2 separate regions of the Homo sapiens genome follow, and region 2 is linked to region 1. Evidence: chromatin contacts called from ENCODE Hi-C or POLR2A ChIA-PET data. All regions are on one chromosome and are shown on one strand. The core of a region is the stretch at or near the end of the contact, and the rest is flanking DNA. Distances in the headings are between cores, read along the strand shown.

Region 1 (5,434 bases), core at 2,121-4,620:
TGTAAATGGTGCTACTGTGAGTTGCTTGGTGATATGGCAGCTGTGATTATATATTGATGCATTATAGATCAGTGAATCTTAGACACGTGATAGTTTCCTACAGCTGCTGTAACAAAGTACCACAAGCTGGGTGGCTTTAAAAAAAACAGAAATGTATTATCTCACAGTTCTAGAGGCTAGGAGTCTGACATCAAAGTGTCAGCAGGGCCATCCTCTCTCTGAGACTCTGGGTAGAATCCTTCCTTGCCTCCTCCTAGCTTCTGGAGGTGACCATCAATCCTTGGCAGTCTTTGGCTTGTAGCTGCATCACTCTGATCTCTACTTCTGTTGTCACAATGGCCTTCTCCCTGTGTGTCTTTGTGTTTTCCTATGGCCCTCTCCCTGTGTCTCTTCTTTTAAGGATATGAGCCCTTAAAAGTGCTTGGATTATGGGCCCCCACTACTCCAGTATGACCTTGTCTTAATTATATTTGCAACAACCCTATTTCCAAATAAGATCACATTCTGAGGTACTGGGGTTAGGACTTCAGCCGCACCTAGCCTGGACTTCAATATATCTTTTGGGAGGACACAATTCAATCCATAATACATGACAGACATTACTGTGCATCTGACTCCCCTGGAGATCTTGTTAACATGGGCTTGGAGTGGGGCTTGAGGTTCTGCATGTTCAAACAGCTCTTCCAGTGGATGTCAATGCTGCCAGCTCAGGGTTAGTGTGACTAATATGTTCTGGTTTGCGCAAGGCCTTCCTGGTTTTAGCAATGAAAATCCTGAATGCAGGGAAACCCCTCAGTCCTGGGCAAACTGGGATGGCTTGTCACCCTATATATATGTCATGGGCCACAATTGGAGAGCAAGGATCTAGCTACAAGCTATGTTAATTTATCTACTAATTACATTACTGAATATTCATATTTATCTTTATATTTAAATGGTTTATTTTTGCTAGAACAGTCCAAGTTTTCAAGAATCTGGACCTAAGAGATATTCCAAAAATGCTCCAAACTGTGAGACGGTGAGTTAGCTTAAACTGATGGGTGTCTTCTGTGAATGTCATATATTAACTCACCAAATTATCTATGATGCTTAGCAGTGTCACTGTTGGGCTGAACATTGAGATTTCTGACCTCTTTACAAAATAATTATACATGGCCAAGATCTTTTGATGCTAAGGATACCCACTGGGCTTGAAGTCTTCAGTATCCTTTCCCTGCTGCTGCAGCAGTTGGAATCAGCCTGGAGTCTGTAAGAATGAAAGAGAAAGCTCCTCTCTGAAGTTGGGTTTAAGTTCATTGCAGTATGGGGCAATGCCCCTCAACTCTTGCTTAATATTCAGACCACCTGAAGAGCTTCTAAAACGCGGAGCTTTCACCCCACACCAAATGACTCCAAATAGCTGGGATTGGGCACAGGCATTCATAATTGTTTTAAAACACCAGGTGATGCAAATGAGCACCCAGCATCGAGAATCAGTGTGCCAAGACCCCTTTATAACAGACACCTTGCTCAACCTGTCCCTTCTTTCACCTGCACCTATATTCCACCCTTGTATGCCCACATACCTTTTTGTTATAGTTGACAATTTCCTTAAACAGGTTCTCCTCTTCCTCATATTTTTGTCCTGTTCATACAGTTACCTTATTGACCTGAGACCACATATAACTGGATAGAGGTAATAATTACTCCTGTAACAACTGACCTTAGCAGGCTTTTCCCAAGCCTTATTGACTCTGTTTTTCACTCTTTCACAAATATGTATCCTTAACATCATCATCCACGATTGAGTTAACCTGTGATAGTGTTGCTGTTTTTGACTAGTCTCTTAGCAATCAAGCTAAATCTCCCACTGAATCTGTGTGTTCCTCTACAAACCATATCTGGGTGGAATGTACGTTTTTATTGTGATATAATTAATATATCATAAAAGTCATCCTCTTAAAGTATACAACTCAGTGGTTTTTAGTAATTCACAGTATTGTGCAACCATCATCACTATGTAATTCTAGAACATTCTCATTACTCTAAAAAGAAGCCGCTTACCCATTAAAAGTCACCTCATTCCTGCCTCCCACTCGCTGCAACCACTAATCTCTTTTGTCTCTATGGATTTGTCTATTTTGGATATTTCCTATACATGAATCATTCAATATGTGGTCTTTTGTGTCTGGCGTCTTTCGCTTAGCATATTTTCAAGGTTCATCCACGTTGCAGCATTTACCAGTAGTACTTCATTCTTTTTTGTGGCCGAATAATTTTCCGTTGTATGGAGGCACCGAATTTTGGTCATCCACTCATCAGCTGACGGATATTTGAGTTGTTTCCAATTTTTGGCTATTGTGAATAATGCCGCTATAAACATTCATGTATATGGTTTTGTGTGGGCATATATTTTCATTTCTCTTGGGTAAATACCCAGGAATGGAGTTGCTAGATCATATGCAAACTCTGTTCAACTTTTTGAGGAACTCCAAATTGGTTGTGAACATTATTTTTTGACCTCAATGCAGCTTTCCTTTACAGGAGGGAGGTGGACTGTACTTGTTAGCGCGCTGCAAATGATTCTCAGGCATATTAAACATTTTTCTGTATTCTGTTAAACATTGTATGCGCAGCAAGAATGACGCCTCATACAGACCTTTCTTGTCATTTCGTTTTATTATTTCAAAATGTAAGACAAATCTGAAAAATGGAGGAGCCTGCAGATACCTGTGGTGGCGAGGATTTGGGGTCTGTCTGAGCTCCGGCGTTCCTGCCCATCCCTCCAGCTGTATCTCTGGCCACCTGTCTGTTCCTGGCACAAACAAGGCCTGCTGGTTGCCAAGGACATGACTACGGGGCCATTTCCATGTGAGAAGGCCCTGGGGGGTGTCAAAATGCAGAAACGTGACTGATGGGCAGCGGGGCACCCATAAACTTCCCATAGCCAGGTGCAGGCATACCTGCAAATGTAACGCCCAACTGTGTACAAAGCAGAAATCTAAATGCCAGGGCGGACTGGGAGAGGTTCCCGTGACCTCTGACCCGGCCTCTAAATTCTCCCATTCCCTCCCCACTGTCCTGCCGCGCCCCGTGTCGCCTCGCCTGGCCTCGCCTGGCCTCGCCTCCCTCCTCCGCTGGGGGTCTAAGCCTGCGCAGTATTGCGAACGCGGGCGGCGTTTCCCGCATGCGCAGTCACTGCCCGGCCCGGCTTTTTCAGTAGGAGCCCCGCGCGGTGCGCGCTCACGCACGCGCACGGCCTCGCCTGCGCGCTCACGAGGCCTCTCGCGGCACGCGCCCCCGCCCCGCGCCGCCCCGCCCCGCCCCGCCTCTTCCCCCTCCCGCGCGCCCGCCCGCCGCCTGCCGCCGCCGCCGCCGCCGCCGGAGCTCTGTAGTATGGCATCGAGGAGAATGGAGACCAAACCTGTGATAACCTGTCTCAAAACCCTCCTCATCATCTACTCCTTCGTCTTCTGGGTAAGTGCCCACGCCGGGCCGGTGGCCGAGTCGCTGTCCATCGGTCCGTATGATGATGCTCTGAGAAAAGAAGTGGGGAGGAAAACCCAAACCAAAAATCAAATCTGGGACCCCTCTTTAAGGAGACAGGCGCGGGGTGCTGGGTCGGGGCTGCAGGATGGCAGGGTGCGGGTCGGGGCTGCTGGAACCCTAGACCTCGCTCCGCGCAGGCTGCAAGGGGCTGCGGAGTGTCGGTGACTGCAGGTTGTCGACCTTCCAAAAAAAAAATGTTAATGCATTAGTTTCTTTTATAATCTCCCGGGATAGGGTCAGCTCCTGGGGAAAGTTGCGGGTTTATTCGTCTGTTTTCCTCGCTGTACACCTTTCTCTCCCTTCCCCTACCAGCCGGTTCGCGGCGCCTCTTGGAGCTAACCTGTGGCGGGCTAGGAGAGGACACGGGAGCGTGGGGTTTAATCTCAGATTCCCAGTTATTCCTGACCCCACGGGGCTGCGGGAGGGAGGCACCAGAAGCACCGTGCCTGCCTGGCTGGGCAAGGGCGACCGAAGTCTCCCAAGCGCACGATGGGGAGCAGGCGTTGTCACCGCGTGGAGGCGCACGAAAGGGAGAGGGTCTTACATAAGCCGGGGGCATCTTTGAGGTTTCTTGGTGACCCAAGAGATGAGTCTTTGGATTCCTTTCCCACCTCCCTGCATCCTTACACTCCCTATCTGGTGGTTCTGTCACTGCATGAGCACAATCCGCAGCGCCCTGGCAGAGGGTCCCCTCCACTTGGTGATAGAGATAGCGCCCCAACTCTACTCCCCATCTATCCAGTGCTGCCGCCGGTCCTTGAAGCTCAATGCAGAAGGGTGACGTCACCCCTCAGCCAGGGCCGCGGGGGGCTGCGTGGTGCACCTCGCGGAGGGATGCGCCTTTCTGCGCGGGGGAGGGGGGAGGAGGAGGAGGGGGAGGAGGAGGAGGAGGAGGGGGCTCCAGGCTTGTGCCTTACCTCATCCTGTTTGGCAAATCATGGAATCAGTGCAGGGCTGACACTGCAGTGATTCACTGAGAGAGGTGCGTGGTACTTAAAGACCATTCCCTGTTATTTCTCTTTTCATGTCGGTGACCCCGTCTTCCCTAGTTCCTTACGCCCATAATCAAGCTACAGCTACCCCGCAGGGGAATGAATATCGACCCTCTTCCCCCCTTGTCCCCCAAATCTGGGTCATTTTAGCTTCTACGGCAGTCATTTTGAAATCTGAGGCTCTGTAGGAAAAGCCAGTTCAACCTTTGCTTGTTTTCTTCTTGCACCCCTCACCCCCGCCCCTCACCCACCACCATATATTAGCCCTATTTTTGCTTTGAAACTGGAGCACAGTGCTGTATGAGGTACCGAGAATCAGCTAGATGGCAAACCGGACTGTTTGCAATGGTCAAGGAAGAAGCAGAGATTTATTGAGGATCAAAAATATTCCTAATGCACCCGGACATTTCCTTATCGCTGGCGTTGGTGGTTCTTCAAGTCAGGGAAGGTATGGACTCCCCAGACCACACATACCAGGAGCTCTGCAATGAGCTAGGATAGATTAACTGGCATATTGCACAAGGCAAACACAGAAACGGACTTTATTTGGACTGACAACGACACAGGTTGAAATGTCTCAGTAGTGGAATTGTGAGCTATGCACAGATCATATCATCTTATGCTCTGCCTGTAAAAAGCAGTAACACATGCTGATTGCTGAAACTTCCCAGTAGCCATTCCTGGGAACTGGTTTAGCTTTTTATGTGTTTCCTTAAATCTCTTTTTGTTTGGCCCTTTATCATTTACTTGACTTCCTATTTGTTACTGGAGTGAATCATATTGGGAGGGGGGAGGTATTTTTATCTTCCTTAAAAATAAGGTTAACAGTGCACATGAAGAAATATTGTTCTTTCAGAATCACTGCAAGCTGGTAAAGAAGGGGGTCTTCCAGGCTGAGGCTTTTCATATGAGCA
Region 2 (5,434 bases), core at 1,489-3,988, 76 kb after region 1:
ATAAGAAGCCATGGTCAGGAGGGATCCAGGAAGTGAGCCCCTCCCCCAAGCACAAGCATGAAGACATTTATCTAGGGCAAAGGCCACAAGGGGAGAAGGATGTGGCCCCTGGGTCGGGGTGGGAGAACAAGCATAGCCCTGGTTCTGACTCCATGGTGATCTTCCAGGCAGTGAACTTGAATACCTGCTGCCTGGACTCTTGCTGTCTCTTCAGATTATCCTTCCTCTCTCTCTCTCTCTTTAATCTGCCTTATATAGATGTGTACTTGGGAATACTTCTATGACATAACTTCCTTCCATGAAAATAAATTATACCTTTACTTGGAACCCTGAAGTTTGGAAGAGAAAGGAGCTAATTAGTCCAGTCAATTAAGTCAATTTTAAGTTAATTTTAAATGAAACACACCCCTAGATCTAGTTTGAATTTTTTACCTTGGGTGCAAGGATTTTCTAGTTGAGGCCAAGATGCCCTCAAAGGTAGAAAAATACTATGAAATACCTCTTCTGTTAGGCTTTGGCAAGACTTTTGGGGGCAGAGGTGGTGTCATAAAGGGATCTTCTATACTATTTCCATTTCCTGAGGAAGATGATGTAGGTCTCTGGTTACATTTCTTAAGAAATTCACACCATTTCCCATCTCAGTTGATGAAAATTAATGCTCTTTTGTTCTTAGAAACATCCTTGCCGGAAAGAGAGGAAAAGTAAATTCTGGAATAATCTAAAATGATGATGATGATACTTAATGTCTATTGAACACTTACTATATGCCCCATGCTATGTGTTAACCTCATTCAGTCCTTAGTATAACCTTGTGAAAAAAGTATGAATATTATCTTCATTTGTAGATGAGGAAATTGAAGCAGAAATAACTTGTCCCAAGTTCTACAGCAATAAATTGCAGAGTAGGACTCAAACGCAACTCTGTCTCACCCCAAAGCCCATTTTCTAAAACACTGTTACCACTAGCTATGTGGGCCCTTCCAGTTGAGGTAGGCCATGGTTCTGAGTGGCCCTGTGCTGTGCAGGCCTTTATGAGTAGTACCCCATGAAGTTCATCACAAACTTCCCATTTCTGGCAAAGGATTCTATTATTCATTTTCAGGTGAAACTTTTAAAAGTCCTTCTTTGTAGCCCCATTAATTTTATGCATTTGCTAATTAGGGTTTTTTTTCATTTTGTTATTTATTTATTTATTTATTTATTTATTTATTTTGCAAAACATAAGGGGGCTATACCCCAGAATCAGGCCACATTTGAGTGCAATAAACCTCTCACTGTTGATCAGAACAGCTAAGTATACCTGCCCTGTCCACTGTTTAATAAGTCAACCTACTTAACAGCAGGACAGAAGCCATTTTCTTTTATTGTTTTCTTTTCCCTTGCTCATACAAAATTCTTTCATAACTATCACCCTGACTTTGAGTGAATAACCGTTACTCATTCTCTTCTCGTAGAGAAACATTTAAAATTGCAAGTTACTTTCTGTTCAAACAGTTGTCCCTGTTCAAAATCAAATTTCTTGCACTTAGGATCAGTGAGACTGCTAAGCAAATCCCCAAGATAAGTTTTGGATGAGAATGAACTCAAAGATCAGAGCATCATGGAAAATGGTGGAACTCCAGCCCCAAGGCTATCATATTGAGCAGAAGTGAAAGACAACACCAGCAGTAGAGGACAGTGCTGAGTCACCTGGTGGGAGGCAGGCCCACAGAGGCCAAGACTGTATACCCTGTGACAGAATCAGCATGAGGGGTAGGGCAGGGATTTCTTTCTTTCTTTTTTCTTTTTTTTTTAGTCAGACAGAGTCTCACTCTGTCACCCAGGCTGGAGTGCAATCGCGCGATCTTGGCTCACTGCAACCTCCGCCTCCCGGGTTCAAGCAATTCTCCTGCCTCAGCCTCCGGAGTAGCTGGGATTACAGGCATCTGCCACCACTCCCAGCTGATTTTTGTATTTTTAGTACAAAAAGGAGGTCTCGAACTCCTGACCTCAGGTGATCCGCCAGCCGTGGGCTCCCAAAGTGCTGGGATTATAGGCGTGAGCCACCACGCCTGGCCGGATTTCTTTTTGTCCATAATTTCTCTAATAAAACTACAGTCCTGTTGAAGAAACATCACGGGACAAATAGCCAAGATGTTACAAAGCACACGACTATGTAAGAAATAACCCCTTCATAATTGAGGCTCATTGTTACATCCTGACTTTCTGGGAGGTGTTTCCTTAGCTAGCAACCCTGGAAGTTCCTGTGTCCTGGTTAGGATTTCAGCTTACTGCTGCTGTTGGTGTCTTGCAAATTGGCCTTTGGGTATTCTAGTGGGCAGATTTCCTTCCTGTAAAATTCCAAAAATACTGTTTTTAATTCATATGACCTGTATGTTCCCATGAATACAGTTATTCTGATGTTGCTTTAACCTTGTGCACCATGGCAAATATTTGCTTCCTCTAAAACTCCCTCCCCAGTTTGCTTCCGTTTTACACGCTCAAGGCCAGTCTATTCTAAAAGAGATATATAATCTTGTGTCCTTGCTCCTAGACTTAGAAATGTCATGGCTATCATTGCTTCAGTTCAACCCCAGATCCCTTGGGTGGCCCAGCTCAGCAGAGCTTGTTTTCCTTCATGTGCTGCTTAGTTATTGTTGAGGCTGCTGAACTCACTTTTTCCTTCCCAGTGCCTCTTGAAACCCAGCCATCTTTCCCCACAGGAGAGTAAGCCCCTGCTGATAGGAATCTTCCCATGTGCCACATGCACACAGCAGTTTGCCAACGTGGATGGCTGCCAATGGTTTTCTCCTAGTTGCAAGTTTATTTTCCCTGGATGGCAGTGCTGTGCCACACGGGTGGTCCGTGACACACTAGGCTTCCCATTGATAGAAGCTTCTTTGTGGAGAAGTGCCTCTGGTGTACTTGGGGTTCCCACAGACATATGTGACAGTTGAATAAGTGAAAAAATATTTTCATATTTTAGTGATTTTTAGCTTATTTTGCAGCAGAAGGATGTGTCAATATTAGTGTACGCTATAGGCCCCTCAAGAGGTAACAGATTGCTCCAGCCCCGGGGGACTTCACTGACTGTTACATCAGACCTGGAGCCACCAGAGAGCACCCTATAGGCAGCCACCCATGATTGGCCTATTAATGAAAGTGTTAAGGATTCCACACTATGTACCCCTACTTTGTAGGGCATGGCATGGGTCCCTGGCTAACTCTGCAAAGCAGGGAGAATGAGCACCTTCCTACAACTGCACGTTAGGGAGCTATACCTCTCTCCCCGCTAACTTCCCACTTCTGGTAAAATGCTACAGTCTTTAATCTTCTGCCCATTTTTAAAAAATTGAAATTGTATTGACTTACCTCCTTCACCCTATGTGACTTTCTCTCTCCAAAATCACAGGGCAGGCCCCCTATGGTACAATCTGAGTGCTACCTATAAAAAGGTTTTTCACACTGTGGGTTACAAAGATCATCTTAGTGAGTCATGATCAACATTTTAAAATATTGAATACAATGGAGTAGAAAATAGAATACATGCTCATAGTGAGGGTAAGTATTGTTTTGAGAAAGCCATGTTTAAGCTGTATATGTGTACGTATATGGATATTCAGCATAAATCTGATTTTTTATGTAGATCGTGGTCAAGTCTGGAAGCCCCTGATTGTAGAGCCCTATCTTCTACCTTAGTCTCAAAGTACCTACCATTCCCATCAGCTTGCCTTTAAAGTTGGGCCAGCTCCTGCTCTGCAAAGCCTCAATTGTGTGGAACCTTCCTTAATTATATGGGCCTTGGGCACTCCAGGTCTTAAATCATTAAAGACAGATTAAATTATGGCCACACTGCATGTTCTAAGGCAAGGGGTGTACTCATGGGCTTCAGATTTTTTTGAATTAAGACAAATTGGTCTTCTATTAATTCTTGGTTAATAAGAAAATTCAATTTAGCCCAGTATGATGCTCTGTAAGCATTTTGGATATTCAAGGCTTTTCTCTGGAATGCAGGGGTTTAAGACATACAGCAAGCAGGGACTTTGCTGGGGAAAGACGAAGTGTCTTTTCTTTTCATGCTTTAATAGGTAGAAAGAAGCCTCCTAGTGTACATGGAGAAATATATTTAGCTATCTTTACGACACCCTTTGCCTCTGACTGATTATATGGATAAGGAATTGTTTTAGCAAGCTCTCCCCAGCCACATCTAGAAAGTCTCCTCAAAGGCATGTTTATTTAGTCTTTAGAAGGGACTTCTCGTGTGATAATGAGATAAGAATAGCAGCAACTCTGGGTTATTGGGCATTTAGTGTTAGTCACAGACCTAAGTGATTTACTTTACATTATTTCATCTGATCCTTGTAACAGCCCCCCTGAGGTGTCTGTTGTCATCCCCCTTTTACAGAGAAAAAAAATAAACTGGGTACTAAGGAAGTTATGTAACTTGTCCAAGGTCACATACCTGTGAGTGGTGGAGAGGGGATTCCACTGAGCGTAGCACACAAGTCCAGCATTCATATGCCATGTGAGATGGCCACTTTACATCGTCTGATTTGGTTCTTATATTTTCCCTTCTGCCTGGAATATTCTCTCTTGTTCATCCCCAGCCATCAGAATCCATTCTATCTCGTAGGCCCTAGTTTGAATCCCACCTTTTGTGAAATCTTTTTTTGCTTTTCCTGGTGAGAAGTGATTTCCTGCTCTCTGTACTCTTGTGGCACATGGTTGTCTCTCTCTTGGCACATCACATTCTGCCACATACTGGGTTACTGTTAGATGTAAATATGACCCGTTCTTGGGTTGCGGTTCTTATGGGATGGTTCTATTGCTTCTTCTTTGGTTTGGGTGAGAATGTATGCACTGTCTTCATCAGTGGGGTCTGCTTTGGCAACTTCAAGTTCAGGCTTAGTCTTTCCCTCATCTCTGAGCAATGATTCATGTCCTAAAGGGATGAGAGTATTTTTTTTCTCACTTTCATTGTAATTGCCACATTTCATATGAGGACCACTTATTTTCTAATTGTGATTCTATTTACCAGAATTCTTCTAGATTTTTCTAGATTCTTCTTTCTGGATTCTTCTAGAAAACTCAGCCATGAATGAGATAGGATTTTAAAAAATATATACCCAAGTAAAAATGGACAGTTTTGTACTACAATGGATCTGTCCCATATTTTACTGTCATGTGCCTTCATGGGTTTTGAAATGGAGCAAGGAGGATGCCAGGAGAAGGAGAAGTAGGTTTAAAACATGATGGTGTGAAAACTGAATTTTCATTGCATTTTAGAAGCCTGAAGGTAATTGAAATTTAGTTTTTCAGGATTGAATGTTTAGGGTGCCTTTCTTTTAGGGGAAGGGAAACTACCATTTCTTTAGCCCCTTCTCTGTGCTGGACTCCACATTTAACATGTTTCTGCTTCTCCTGGCTTCTTCCTCACCCGCTTTCAAAACTCATA

Evidence for each region. A loop is a pair of places that touch in the nucleus more often than their neighbours do. ChIA-PET counts read pairs that join two places held with the same protein, here RNA polymerase II (POLR2A). Pooled maps may share reads with other maps.
Region 2: a loop to region 1 is called in a map of HepG2, with 4 times the contacts of the local background. The contact joins the enhancer-like site here to the promoter of TSPAN7 in region 1. A Hi-C loop is called at or near these places in 3 of 168 maps with a recorded cell type or tissue (HepG2, heart left ventricle and heart right ventricle) and 5 of 50 pooled maps. POLR2A ChIA-PET finds 5 or more read pairs at or near these places in 2 of 52 experiments (T-cell and WTC11).

Annotation. Positions count from the first base shown.
Region 1 is chrX:38,558,172-38,563,605 of GRCh38, forward strand. TSPAN7 (tetraspanin 7) reads left to right here and starts at 3,371. Exons shown (of 8, transcript NM_004615.4): 1 at 3,371-3,456. The coding sequence starts at 3,376. RefSeq lists an enhancer at 3,471-3,972.
Region 2 is chrX:38,634,898-38,640,331 of GRCh38, forward strand. The region is part of intron 1 of TSPAN7 (tetraspanin 7); the gene reads left to right. Among named protein-coding and RNA genes, the nearest start is that of TSPAN7, 76 kb to the left of the region's middle. Within about 2 kb of position 2,739, at least 2 of the 41 ENCODE cell types and tissues checked have a DNase peak (open chromatin) inside an H3K27ac peak, as active enhancers do.